Linked DNA regions of Homo sapiens: region 2 is linked to region 1. A link is an interaction called in ENCODE POLR2A ChIA-PET data of the cell type or tissue named here. Cell type or tissue: PC-3. All regions are shown on one strand. Each heading gives the region's core, and the rest is flanking DNA. Links, peaks and the distances in the headings are about the cores only.

Region 1 (6,416 bases), core at 865-5,864:
CGGGAGCTCTGTGAATGCCACTCCAGGCCTCTCTGCCCTGGAGCATGCATTGGCAATAAATTCCCTATGTGCGGCTCAGTCCAGATCTTTCTGCCTCTAGGAGCAGGCCTGTGGGCAGAACCTGCACTCTCCTCTGCTCCTTCATGCTATAGGAATTACATGCGAGGCCTGCCCCATCCAGTGCTGGATGAGTCACCTTAGCGTTCTTCGTTCTTCGTAGGTCCATCTGCCTGCAGATATAAGCCTCGCCCTCCAACTTCTTCTGTCTCAGTAAATAGAGGGGATGTTTTTGCCTTCAGCTTTAGTCGTTGTTTTATTTCTCAGCTTGTTTAGAACCCAGAGAAAATAAAGTGAGAGGCTGTTTACTGGTGCTCCGTCACAGACCCTGACAGTATCGTAAGTAAATGAATGAAGCTTGTGGGGACAAGACAACAAGCAGGGGAGGGGACCGCGGCACACTGAGGGGAGACCATAATGTCCAAAGGAAGAGCCAGCTTGGCTCTAGCTCATTGCCATCTTGTGGGCATTTGGACCCATGTTTGCCAGATATTTCAAAATTTTCAAAGAAAGCCATTTCAAATAATTATCTTAATTTTACTATCTTGATTTTTATCTGACATCTTGCTATGGTTTGAATGTGTTCCCCCAAAAGGCATGCATTGGAAACTTAATCAGTGTTGGGAGGTGGGGCCTAATGGAGGTATTTAGGTCATAAGGCTCCACCCTCATGAATGGATTAATAATGATTATAAAAGGGCTTGAGGGTGCAAGTTTGAACTCTTGCTCTCTCTCACTCCTTCTTTGTGTTTCCTTCATGGGATAGCACAGCAAGAAGGTTCTCCCCAGATGCCAGCCCCTTGATCTTGGACGTTCTAGCCTCCAGAACCAGAAGTCAATAAATTTCTGCTCATTATAAATTACTCAGTCTTAGATAATTCTTTTTTTTTTTTTGAGATGGAGTCTCGCCCTGTCACCCAGGCTGGAATACAGTGGTGCGATCTTGGCTCACTGCAACCTCCACCTCCTGAGTTCAAGTGATTCTCCTGCCCCAGCCTCCGAAGTAGCTGGGATTACAGGTGCACGCCACTATGCCCAGCTAATTTTTGTATTTTTAGTAGAGACAGGGTTTCACTATGTTGGTCAGGCTGGTCTCAAACTCTTGACCTCGTGATCTGCCCGCCTTGGCCTCCCAAAGTGTTGGGATTACAGGCGTGAGCCACCTCGCCCAGCCGGTAATTCTTCTATAGCAGCACAAAATGGACTAAGATACATCTCCTTACTTTCAAATATTGACACTAAACTAAAAAACAAAACACCATGAGAGCCAAGTCTGCATGGGACACACAAAACACATCTGTAGGTCAAGGCTTTTTGGAGGCTGCCAGTCGGGGACACTGCCTCCATCCTGCCCTGGATCCTCAGCACTGCATCCTCTCTGGTCACATTAGCATGTAACTCCGCTCCCACTCCTGTACATACCACCAGGAAAACCTGAACTCAAAATGCCCTGTGTCACCTGGGAAGAGGCACTGCTCAAATACATGAGCTCTTGGAATTACAAGCTAGCACTTTCACTTGACTATTTACTATTCTCTTCTTGATGTTGTCTTTTGGTTTGACTTACTTAAAATGTACCTGCTTTTCTAATTACACACAAATTAACCTATAAATTATGAAAAGGCAAATGGCTTCATACCTTTTCTTGGAATCATCAAAAGATAAGACAGTCAATAGCTTCTTACCCAAACATGTACTATACCTGGGAATATTATTGAACCCTAGGTTAATGAAACACAAATAATGAAAGTAACTACAAATTCTTCAGCATCATTAACTCAAAGGTATCTAATAAGTTGAATTCGCATTTAAACACTTTTGGAGTGAGGTGGGCAATAATTTGATGTGATGTATTGTAACATTCATTCATTCATTCATTCATTCATTCATTCAACAAATAGTTGTCCAGCCGTTTCCAGCTGAAAGCCACAGATGTGACTCTAAAACCCAACAGAACACAAGTCTGGAAACTTCTCCCCTAGCTGCTGCTTCTATTTTGTTGTAGAACAAGAGCATCAGGCATGGCTGCAGTTGTCCAGGAGCTGTGATCAAAAATGCGATTTCATCAGCAAAATGAAAAATCCAAATGTAGCTATTTATGCTGCATATTCCCTCAAGGTAGCGCTGAGCAGTTGTCTTGTTTTTTCTCTCTGCAGTCAGGTCTTACGGAAATACTGAGAAGCTAGACAAGAACTTAAAAAAGACAGTGGTGAACACAGTTATACCAAGACTCTGTCTATGGTTGTCTTTCTTTAGCACCAGCTGGAGCTTTATTCCTTAAGGCTTTTTGAATATCCTTAAGCCAACTCCTTAGCTGTATGGTAGTGTCTTCAGGGCAGCCAGCCTCACCCTTGAGGGCACCCAGGGTCTGTGACTCACACAGAGAGTTGTGTAGTGATGATGCAAAAATACCTCTCCTGCAGGGTGTAAGTTGTTAGTGGAGTTTGGGTAGTTCAAAGCTTTCATTCTTCTGTTTGACTTAATCTTAAGAGTTATCTTGTGCCACTTACCCCTTGCTCCTGGCTGGTCAGTTGACAGTTTCTTCTGCCTGGGGGCTTTTGCAGTTTCTGTTCCCTTGCTTGAAATGCCATTCCCTTGGCTCTTCAAGTGGCTGTTTTCTTCTACTCTTTTAAATTTCCATTTAAATGTCACCTCTTCAGAGCCCTCTCCTTTCCCCAGCTCAAATGGCCTGCCCTTGTGTATTAATGGAGATAGGCTATATGCTACAATAGTGAATAAATTCCAAATGTCAGTGGTTAACATGACAAAGATTGATTTCTTGCTCATGTCACAATCCACTGTGAGTTGAGCAACTCTCCTCTAAGCAATGACTCAGGGATCCAGCTTCTCCAGTTTGCCCACCTCTGAGGGTGTGCAGATGGGGAAGAAAGGGCTTTTAGGCAGGGACATTACGGCCCACATCATACTGGCCAGGACCCAGGCATATGAGCAAATGGCCTCAAGTTATTTCGAAGGAGGGGTGAAAAACTAGTTTTCTTCTACATTGATTTTTTTTTTTTTTGAGATAGGGCCTCACTCTGTCACCCAGGCTAGAGTGCAGTGGTGCGATCATAGCTCACTGCAGCCTCGAATTCCTAGGCTCAAGTGATCCGGCTACCTTGACCTTCCAAATTGCTGGGATTAAAGGCGTGAGCCACCGCGTCCAGCCAGTTTTTGTTTTTTTTTTCTAATAAAAATTTTACTTTATTTTCTTTCTCCACTTTTGAAGAACAGATGAATTCACTTAATTTTCACAGCAAAGATAAATAGTAATATAATGATCATTTTACAGATAGGACATTGAGGCTCAGAAAGGCTAGGTGACTCACCCACGGTCACCCAGCTAAGCACTGAGGTTAGAATCCAGGACACCAGCCTCCAAAGCCCACTTTGAACACACTCTCTCTATACTGCTTTCACGTTAAAGATAACAAGAAAACTGATAATGTATCAGTTGTATATTTACAGTCAGTGATAGGAAGTCAGTGTTATAAGTATTCTTATTATTTAGTCCTTGAACAACAGTAACTCAGACAAAAGATAGTTTTGCCAAGAAGGCTAAGAAGCAGTGTAGACTAGTGGTTCTCAAAATATGGTCTGCAGTTTCTGGGAAACTCTAACACCTCTCTACAGCATCTATGAGATTGCAACTATTTTCGTAATAATACTAAGATGTTATTTGCCCTTTTCGTTCTCATTCTCCCATGAGTATACTGTGAAGTTTTCCAGGGGTTCCCTGATATGTGAGGATGTCACTGCTGTGATGTTAATCCATAATGGAGGTATGGCTGCTACCTTTACATAAAATAACAAATAGTTTATTATTTTAAGTTTTAACTTCTTAAAACTTAACATTTCTAACACAATAAATATGAATGGTTCTTGGGAGTCCTTAATAATTTTAAGGAGTGTAATAGATCCTGAGACCAAAAAATGTGAGAACTGCTGCTGGGTTAGACAGTGCAAGGAAATGTGTTTTCTGCTATCAGTTTAATCTCTAGTGTACAGCAATTAAGGATCTCAGTTAAAAAAAAAAAATATTTTAGGCTAGGCACGGTGGCTCGTGCTTGTGCTTTGGGAGGCTGAGGTGGGTGGATCACTTGAGTGTAGGAATTCAAGACCAGCCTGGGCAACACAGTGAGACACCATCTCTAAAAAGAAAAAAAAATCTTTAAAAATTCTGTCTCAATTTCTTTTTTTTTTTTTTTTTTGAGATGAGGTCTTGCTCTGCTGCCCAAGATGGCGTGCGAGGGTGCAATCTCGGCTCACTGCATTCTCCGCCTCCCGGGTTGAAGCAATTCTTCTACCTCAGCATCCTGAGTAGCTGGGATTACAGTGGTGCACCACCACGACCGGTTATTCTTTGCATTTTCAGTAGAGATGGGGTTTCACCATGTTGGCCAGGCTGGTCTCGAACTCCTGACCTCAGGTGATCCACCTGCCTCAGCCTCCCAAAGTGCTGGGATTACAGACGTGAGTCATAGTGCCTGGTCTTCAATTTCTTTTTCCCTTTTTTTTTTTTTTTTTGAGACGGAGTCTCACTCTGTCGCCCAGGCTGGTGTGCAGTGGCGCGATCTCGGCTCACTGCAAGCTCTGCCTCCCGGGTTCATGCCATTCTCCTGCCCCATACTCCCGACTAGCTGGAACCACAGGCGCCCGCCACCATGCCCGGCTAATTTTTTGTATTTTTAGTAGAGATGGGGTTTCACCGTTTTAGCCAGGATGGTCTCGATCTCCTGACCTCGTGATCCGCCCGCCTCAGCCTCCCAAAGTGCTGGGATTACAGGCGTGAGCCACCGCGCCTGGCCTCAATTTCTTTAAATTTTTTGAAGAACACTTTTAATACTACCTATATTATAACATTGAATAGGTCTGAGGAACTTACAGAATGTTTATATTCTGTCTACATCACTTCCTAAAAACAAAAAACATCCTTTTCACTGGGACTCTGGCTGTATGTATGTCACAGGCACTCCAGCGAGCTTAATCAAGAAAGGAAAATGTCTTGTCTGGTTACCCTGGGTTCCCATGGGACCTGAGAACCCAGGTGCAGCCAGGAAGGGCTCAGGACAAGAGAGGCATCAGGAAAACGGCAGCTGGCAGCTCAGCCCCAAGTTTCTGCTGGTGACTGCTCTCTGTAGAATGGTTTCTCCATCTATACCGCACAGTGAAGATGGCCCCATACAGGCATGGCTTTATATCTCTCCTTTGCTCAAGGGACCGGCCCAGACTGAATGTATTAGGATTGTTTTTCTTCTTCAGGATATGGAAAAAAAAAAAAAAAGCTGCTCAAATGACAGCTTAAGCTAATTAGGGAATTTAATGGCTCAAATAACTGAAAATTCCAGGACAGCTGGATCCAGGTGGTCAAACATCAACAGGAGGCAGCCTCTCTCTCCACCAGCGCCTTCACTGGCCACATTTGCTGCTAGTTTTGTTCTCTTGGGACCAGATGGCCAATAGGACCTCTAAATTTCTATCCTTCCCCAACAGGCTGGTTCTCTGAGAGTCTCAAGTCTCAGAATGGGTTCTGGTTAGGCCCAGCTTTGGTTACATGTTCACATCTCACCTACCTGTGGCCAGGTGGAAGGACTGTGTTCATATTGGCCAGGCCTGGGGCATGTGCCTGATCATGTAGTAAGGGCTGAGGATAGACCAGTCCAAACACATAACAGTATAAGCAAATGCTCTATAAAATGTGTTTGTTGGGCGCAATTCTAAGTAGATAAGTTAACTCATTTTAATCTCAGGTTATCTTTGTTGTTTACTCATACAATAATCACATTATCCCTATTTTATAGATGAGGACATTGAGACACAGGTTAATGCATTTCACCCAAGCCCTCACAGCTAATAAATTGCAGAGCTGAGTTGGTGCAGAACTTGCACTCCAGAAGCTGGGCTCCTGACCATCAGCAGAAGAGAACTGCTGCTACCAGGAAAATGAGAAATAGATGTTGGGCAGGCAGTAACAACAGATGTCTGATAGTCACTCTGCATTCTTTCTGCAGAGAGAATTATGTACCCAGCGTGGGGTTGGGTATCCACCCTGGCCTAAAAAGGGAACATGCCTGGGGGAACATAGGGATCAAGCTGTGCCAAGGTAGTAGCAAGGTGACTGCTTCTACTATGACCTTGGACATGGACTAGTTCCAGGAGACAGGAGGGACAAAGGCCTAAGTGTCCTTCTACCATTATTTTGCAGTCAGGCATCATAGGATTGGGAAAAGGACATTTCAATCATTCAGATAAAAGTAAAAAGCACTATTTTTTTTTTTTTTGAGACAGAGTTTCACTCGTTGCCCAGGCTGGAGTGCAATGGCGTGATCTTGGCTCACTGCAACCTCTGCCTACTGGGT
Region 2 (6,416 bases), core at 638-5,637, 140 kb after region 1:
GTGATCCTCCCAAAGTGCTGGGATTACAGGCATGAGCCACCAGGCCTGGCCAGCAATGTCTTTCTTAATGTGGCTTCTCTCAAAAGCAAATTCTGAGACAAAAGCTTGTATGCACTGACTTGGGGAGGTGACTGCAGGGCGTAGGGGCAGGGATCAGGGCGGGGAGTGGGGGAAGCAGGGAAAGAGGGGCGGCTAATAGAAAGGTTCATTACTGAGCTGGACAGTGCCGTGAGTAACTGGTGCTAGATTTTGCTGGGACCTCCTGGGGGGCCTTGTGCAATGCATCTCAGAACTGTCAACCTGGGGGATCAAAGAGGGAAGCATTTTTCTGTCAATACTCACTCCTCTAACTAAACAATATAAGAAGGAACATAATTTCCACTTAGTGTTTATAAATATGTAGTATACATAGTTCATAGCTGCATAGTATTTTGTTATAAAAGTGAGCCTATTCTTTTGTTAATGGACATTTAATTCACAGCCCTGGTTTTTATCAAGTTGCTATAAACATCGAAAGGGGCGTGACTTTGGTGAGGGGGTCAATACCAGGACTGAGGACTCCTGTTTTATCCCATTTCAAGACTTTGGCTGGGTGAGGTGGCTAATTCCTATAATCCCAGCATTTTGGGAGGCCGAGGTGGAAGGATCACTTGAGTCCAGGAGTTCAAGACCAGCCTAGGCAACATAGCAAGCTCTTGTCTCTAGAAATTATTTAAAACTTAGCTGGGCATGGTGGTGTGCACCTGTGGTCTCAGCTACTTGGGAGGCTGAACTGGAAGGCTGCTTGAGCCTGAGAAGTCGAGGCTGCAGTCAGCCGAAATTGTGCCACTGGACTCCAGCCTGGGCAACAGAGTGAGACCACCATCTCAAAAAAAAAAAAAAAAAAAAAAGAAGACTTTGGCACATTAAAAAATATAGCAATATTTCATCTTGCTAAAACAATTATTTCACACTAACCTATTCAGAACAAAAATAGAGAAGAGGTAAAAATAGTTTCTAAGTAGCCAAATAGATGACAGACAGTCATGCATTCCAGATGGAATGGGCAGTCCTGCCTGCAGCGTCACTCTGGTTTTGTCTTAAATCTCATACACTTCACTTGTAAGTATCTTGTATCTTTATTAGGATCTCACTTTACCTCATTTTACTTACAAGTTTAACTAGATTGGTATCCTAGTTACTATTTTCCATAGCAAAGGAGAAGAGGAAGGAAGTTGTTAAAGGAAGTCACACTGACAAAACCAAAATTTAAAAAGTGACCACTGACAACCACAGAGGAGGGAAAAACAAAACAAAATAAAACAACAGCAACAAAAACCTTTTAAAAATGACATAAATATGCAAAGAAGATTGGCATTCTATCTGCTCTACAGAACTGTAAAAAACTCTGAGGTTCACAGCCAGAAAGAATGGTTAAAATTGCACTCAGAGTACTCTCTAAGAGGCAAGGAAATGAATAATTTATTCCATGCTATTATATCTTTTCATGCAGTATTGACTCGGTATGATTATTCTTTTTCTGTAATATATTTTAGAGAGATTTCCCAATAAGTAGGTTTAAAATGATGAAAAAAGTTGATTCTCGCTTGAACCCAGGAGGCGGAGGTTGCACTGAGCCGAGATTGCTCCATTGCACTCCAGCCTGGGCAACAAGAGTGAAACTCCATCTCAAAAAAAAAAAAAAAAAAAAGTTGATTCTCAAAGCTCTAGGGAACTTCACTTTCCAAACAACCATTTTCCATGGACTTTTAGCCAAGAAATTTCCTCCAGCAAGACAGGTGGGGAGCCATGGGGAATGGCTTCTCTGCCCCTCTGCACGAGGGGGCGGTGTCTACCAGCCTCCTCCTCTAATTTAGGCCAGCGGTGTCCAGTCTCAGGAGGGCACTTTGACAATCACCTTCAGCCCTTGCGTGGTGATGGCTTCAATTGGGGAGGCAAATGTAGAGTCTTTCCTCTGCCTTCCTAGAAATTTCTGGACATGTTAGAGGTGAGCTAGAATGCAAAGGGTAAGAAAATAATCCTTTTTCAGGAAGAAAGGAATTTGAGAACTTCTTCTACAAAAACTATAAATAACACACGTGCCATTCATGCCTTGTGTAGTTTGTTTTATTATTAGTAAACAGTAATATCCCAGCAGTGACATCAGCTAACCAGAATATTACTTTGTGTGTGTGTGTTTGTGCACTCACGTGTGTGCAAGTGCTTGAATTTAGCTAATAGTGTGGGACAGATCCTTTTTTTGGCCTTGTTCGAGAATCTTGTAGTCCATGCACCAATCCTTATATCTCTAGTGTTATTACTGTTATTAACTCTGTCACTCCATTGTGTCCATTCACTGTCTTTTCTTCTTCTATTTGTCCTTTTTCTTTGTTTTACGTGCTATGATAGACACAATAATGACCCCCAAAAGGTGTCCATGTCCTCACAACCAGAGCCTGTAAATGTTATGTTACATGGCAAGGGGAATTAAGGTTGCAGATATACTTAAAATTGTTTATCAGCTGGCCTTAAAATAAGAAGATTATCCTGAGTCCTTAAGTGGATAAAGTAGAGGCAAAAGAGTTAGAAACAGAGAAATAGCATTGTGAGAAAGAACTGCTACTGATGAATTTGAAGATGGAACAAGGTCCCAAGCCAAGGAATGTGGCAGCTGCTAGATGCTGGAAAAGGCAGGAAAACAGATTCTCCCCTAGAAGCTCTAGGAAAGAACACAGCTCTGCTGACACCGTGGATTTAGCTCAGTGAGACCTATTTAGAACTAACCTCTAGAACTGTAAGACAACACATCTGTGTTGTTTTAAGCCACTAAGTTTGTAGTAATTTGTTATACCAGCAATAGGAAACTAATACACATGCTTATAAATTGCATTTAAGAAGTATTTTCCAGCTGGGTGCAGTGGCTCACGCCTATAATCCCAGCACTTTGGGAGGTTAAGGCGGGTGGATCACCTGAGGTCAGGAGTTCGAGACTAGCCTGGCCAACATGGTGAAACCCCGTCTCTACTAAAAATACAAAAATTAGCTGGGTGTGGTGGTGGGCACCTGTAATCCCAGCTACTTGGGAGGCTGAAGCAGGAGAATCACTTGAACCCGGGAGATGGAGGTTGCAGTGAGCTGAGATCACGCCACTGCACTCTAGCCGGGGCGACAGTGACTCTGTCTCAGAAGAAAAAAAAAAAAAAAGAAGTATTTGCCGCCAGATGTGGTGGCTGATGTCTGTAATCACAGCACTTTGGGAGGCCGAGGCTGGTGGATCACTTGAGGCCAGGAGTTCGAGACCAGCCTGGCCAACATGGGGAAACCCCCGTCTCTACTAAAAATTACGTAATAATTAGCCGGACGTGGTGGCACATGCCTGTACTCCCAGCTACTCGGGAGGCTGAGACATGAGAATCTGTTTGAACCCAGGAGGTGAAGGTTGCATTGAGCTGAGATCGTGCCACTGCACTCCAGGCTGGTCAACAGAGTGAGTCTCTATTTCAAAAAAAAAAAAAAGTATTTACTTTGTGCTTAACATTGTGCATGGGGGAAGATACAAAAGTAACGTAAATGTTGTGACACCTTCTCACAAGCTGTTGATATTTCAGAAGATGAAATAGGATTTTATTTCTGTTACATGCCATTAGCTATCATGTGATGCTCATAGTTGCCTAGGTAAATACTAATTCATCTAGTCATCTACATTTATTGATTGCCTTCTCTGTGCCAGGCATTGTGCATACAAAGATAAGCAAGATATAATGATGAACAAGATATGGTTACTTAATATAAACCAAGAAAATTCTTCATGTCCACTACCACCCAGTCAGCTTTTCCTGCAGTCTTCTCCCAATCACCCAATTCCTTAAACTCCAAATCTACAAAATAGAGCTGAGGTTTTCAACCAGTGGTGTCTGTGAGCGTCATTGCTGTGGTGGGCATTATGTGGCAGATAAAAATACAATACCTGGATCTGTCATAGTAAAATTGTGAAATGTTCAGAAAGAAATCACAATGAAAGTAGTATATATTAAAACTGTGGAAAGCAGCCAAAGTGGTATCTGAATAAATATGGAGCCACTCTCTTTTGTTGTTAATTTATTATTGTATCATATCATAATCAAACAACATGGTATCACCCATATGAAATCAAACATTTTTTAACTTGCTGAGATTTCTTTTGTGGCTTGTTTTTTTCTAAAATTTTCTCACTCTCTAAAGCAAGGTAAAGAATTATATAAGGAGCTTTTACAAAAAGATCTATAGCAGTAGTCTGCCAGAAAAAAAACTCAACAAGTTAAAAAATGTTTGATTTCATATAGGTGATATGTTGTTTGATTATGATGTAATACAATAATAAATTAACAACAAAAGAGAGTGGCTCCATATCTGTACATTTGGAGACTAACAAAGCACATCCCTATGTAATTCTCTGGATAAAGAGACAGTCAAAATAAAATTGTGAAATGTTCAGAATGAAACCACAATGAAAGTAGTATATATCAAAACTGCGGAAAGCAGCCAAAGAGGTATCCAGAAGGAAATTTGTAGGCTTGATTTTTTATTAGAAAATGAGAAAGATTCAAAATAAAGTACTCAACTCAAGATAGAAAAGGAACAACAAAAATAAATCCCAAAGAGTAAATGAATTTACAGCAGATTAAAGATAAAAGCAAAATTAATGAAGCAAAACAACCTTCATAGAATTGGTTAATAAAACCAAAAGTTTGTTTCTTGAAAAAGATGAAAAAAGCAAACAAACTTTGGTTGTGATAAACATACAGTATTAGCATTAGTGGTAGTAGCAGTAAGGAAGCATGTATATAATGCTCTGTGTCAGAGACATTCTTTACCCACCAGAGATGTGTGTGCATCCATACCTTTCCAGTCATTCTTGGTTGAGTTCGATGCTGGTGATTGAGCTACAAGAGGAGTGACACGTGCCATATCTGAACCAAACCATTTACAAGCCTGTGTGCAATCCTTCAGCTCCTGTCTTTCTCTGCAGCTATGATTTGGAAAGCCATGTGCTGAGACAGTGAAACCATTGGATGGATGCCTCCTGGTTTATTGAGTTCCCAAAGAGAGGACAGATGCTAGGGAGTGCCCAATTGCCATAGCACTCTGTGTGAGCAAGAAATTCAACTTTGTTAAGTCACTGGCTTTTTTTTTTTGTGAGATGGAGTCTTGCTTTGTCGCCCAGGCTGGAGTGCAGTGGCACGATCTCGGCTCACTGCAACATCTGCCTCCCAGGTTCAAGCGATTCTCCTGCCTCAGCCTCCTGAGGAACTGGGACTACAGGCATGTGCCACCATGGCCGGCTAATTTTTGTATTTTTAGTAGAGTTGGGGTTTCACTATGTTGCCAGGCTGGTCTCAAACTCCTGGCCTCAAGTGATCCACTTTGGGACGCCTTTGCCTCCTGAAGTGCTGAGATTATAGGCATGAGACCCCCCACTGGCCCTCACTGGCCCATGTTTTAATGTAGCATAGCCTCTCTTATCCTGATTAATTCATATTTTGTAAAATGTGTTCTTTCGAGAGTACCTCTCAGTTATTAGATAAATACCTATAACTTAACAATTTAATTTTAAAGTTAAAATGTAGGAAGAGAGTAGAAAAGGAAAGATAAGCCGAGCTCTTCAAAGTTCATTATTTTTCCTGTTTGTTGACAGGCAAACGTACTGAAGTCCCAATCAGTTACAAAGACCTAATAGGCCACATTATGCGCATCCACAAATACATATATACCTGCAAGTCTGTAGAAAAAAAAGAGTTTCCAGCCACCTCTTGTATTGTTTTCTGTTTAAAACATTTTTCTTAATTTGTTAATTCACTGTCACTTTAGAAAGATAGTAAGACGAAAGCATCAGCTCTTTCTAATCTCTTACTTCAATAAACTATCATTGTGCTTTATCACAATTCACTCATTACAGCATATTTCCATCAAAATAAGAGAATGAAAATAAAACAAAACCAATGTCTGTGCATCAAATTACCTGTAACTGAATTTGACCTGATTCTGATGCTAATTCTCATATTAAGAATGCAGTAGAGCAAGCCATTTATTAACATTTATTGAAATGCTAGTTATATGATATTCACACAGGAGTGGTTTAAAGTGTTAGTCATATTTCTAAAATTTACAAAACATTAAGCATGCAGTGGTTAAATGCATAGAGTCAGCTTGCCTGAGTTCATATCCCAACTCTATCACCTTAACAGCTAGGTGACTAGCTACGATTTAACCTACTTGAGCCTCAGTTTTCTCTTATGTAAAATTGGAATAACAATAGTAACTACCTCAAGAGGTTATGATGGGGACTACAAGTGTTACTGTATGTAAACTGCCCAATTAACATTGTTGTGGCTGTTGTTGGTGATGATGATGATGTTCAAGATTAAACAGGTTTGAGAGTGGCCCCAGAGCTGTCACTG

Evidence for each region. ChIA-PET counts read pairs that join two places held together with the same protein. Peaks named below come from ENCODE experiments on the same cell type or tissue, not always from the same donor. Only the 100,000 strongest peaks of a DNase experiment are listed, where the experiment ranks them.
Region 2: POLR2A ChIA-PET joins it to region 1 with 7 read pairs; 12 of 35 experiments call an interaction of 5 or more read pairs at or near these places.

The regions. Positions count from the first base shown.
Region 1 is chr2:207,629,391-207,635,806 of GRCh38, reverse strand. No RefSeq gene overlaps it. Among named protein-coding and RNA genes, the nearest start is that of METTL21A, 7.2 kb to the right of the region's middle. In PC-3, for the core only: no CTCF peak of the experiment used is centred there; DNase peaks (open chromatin) are centred at 2,446 and 2,916; H3K4me3 peaks cover 907 bases; H3K27ac peaks cover 3,027 bases.
Region 2 is chr2:207,494,038-207,500,453 of GRCh38, reverse strand. No RefSeq gene overlaps it. Among named protein-coding and RNA genes, the nearest start is that of CREB1, 33 kb to the left of the region's middle. In PC-3, for the core only: no CTCF peak of the experiment used is centred there; no DNase peak of the experiment used is centred there.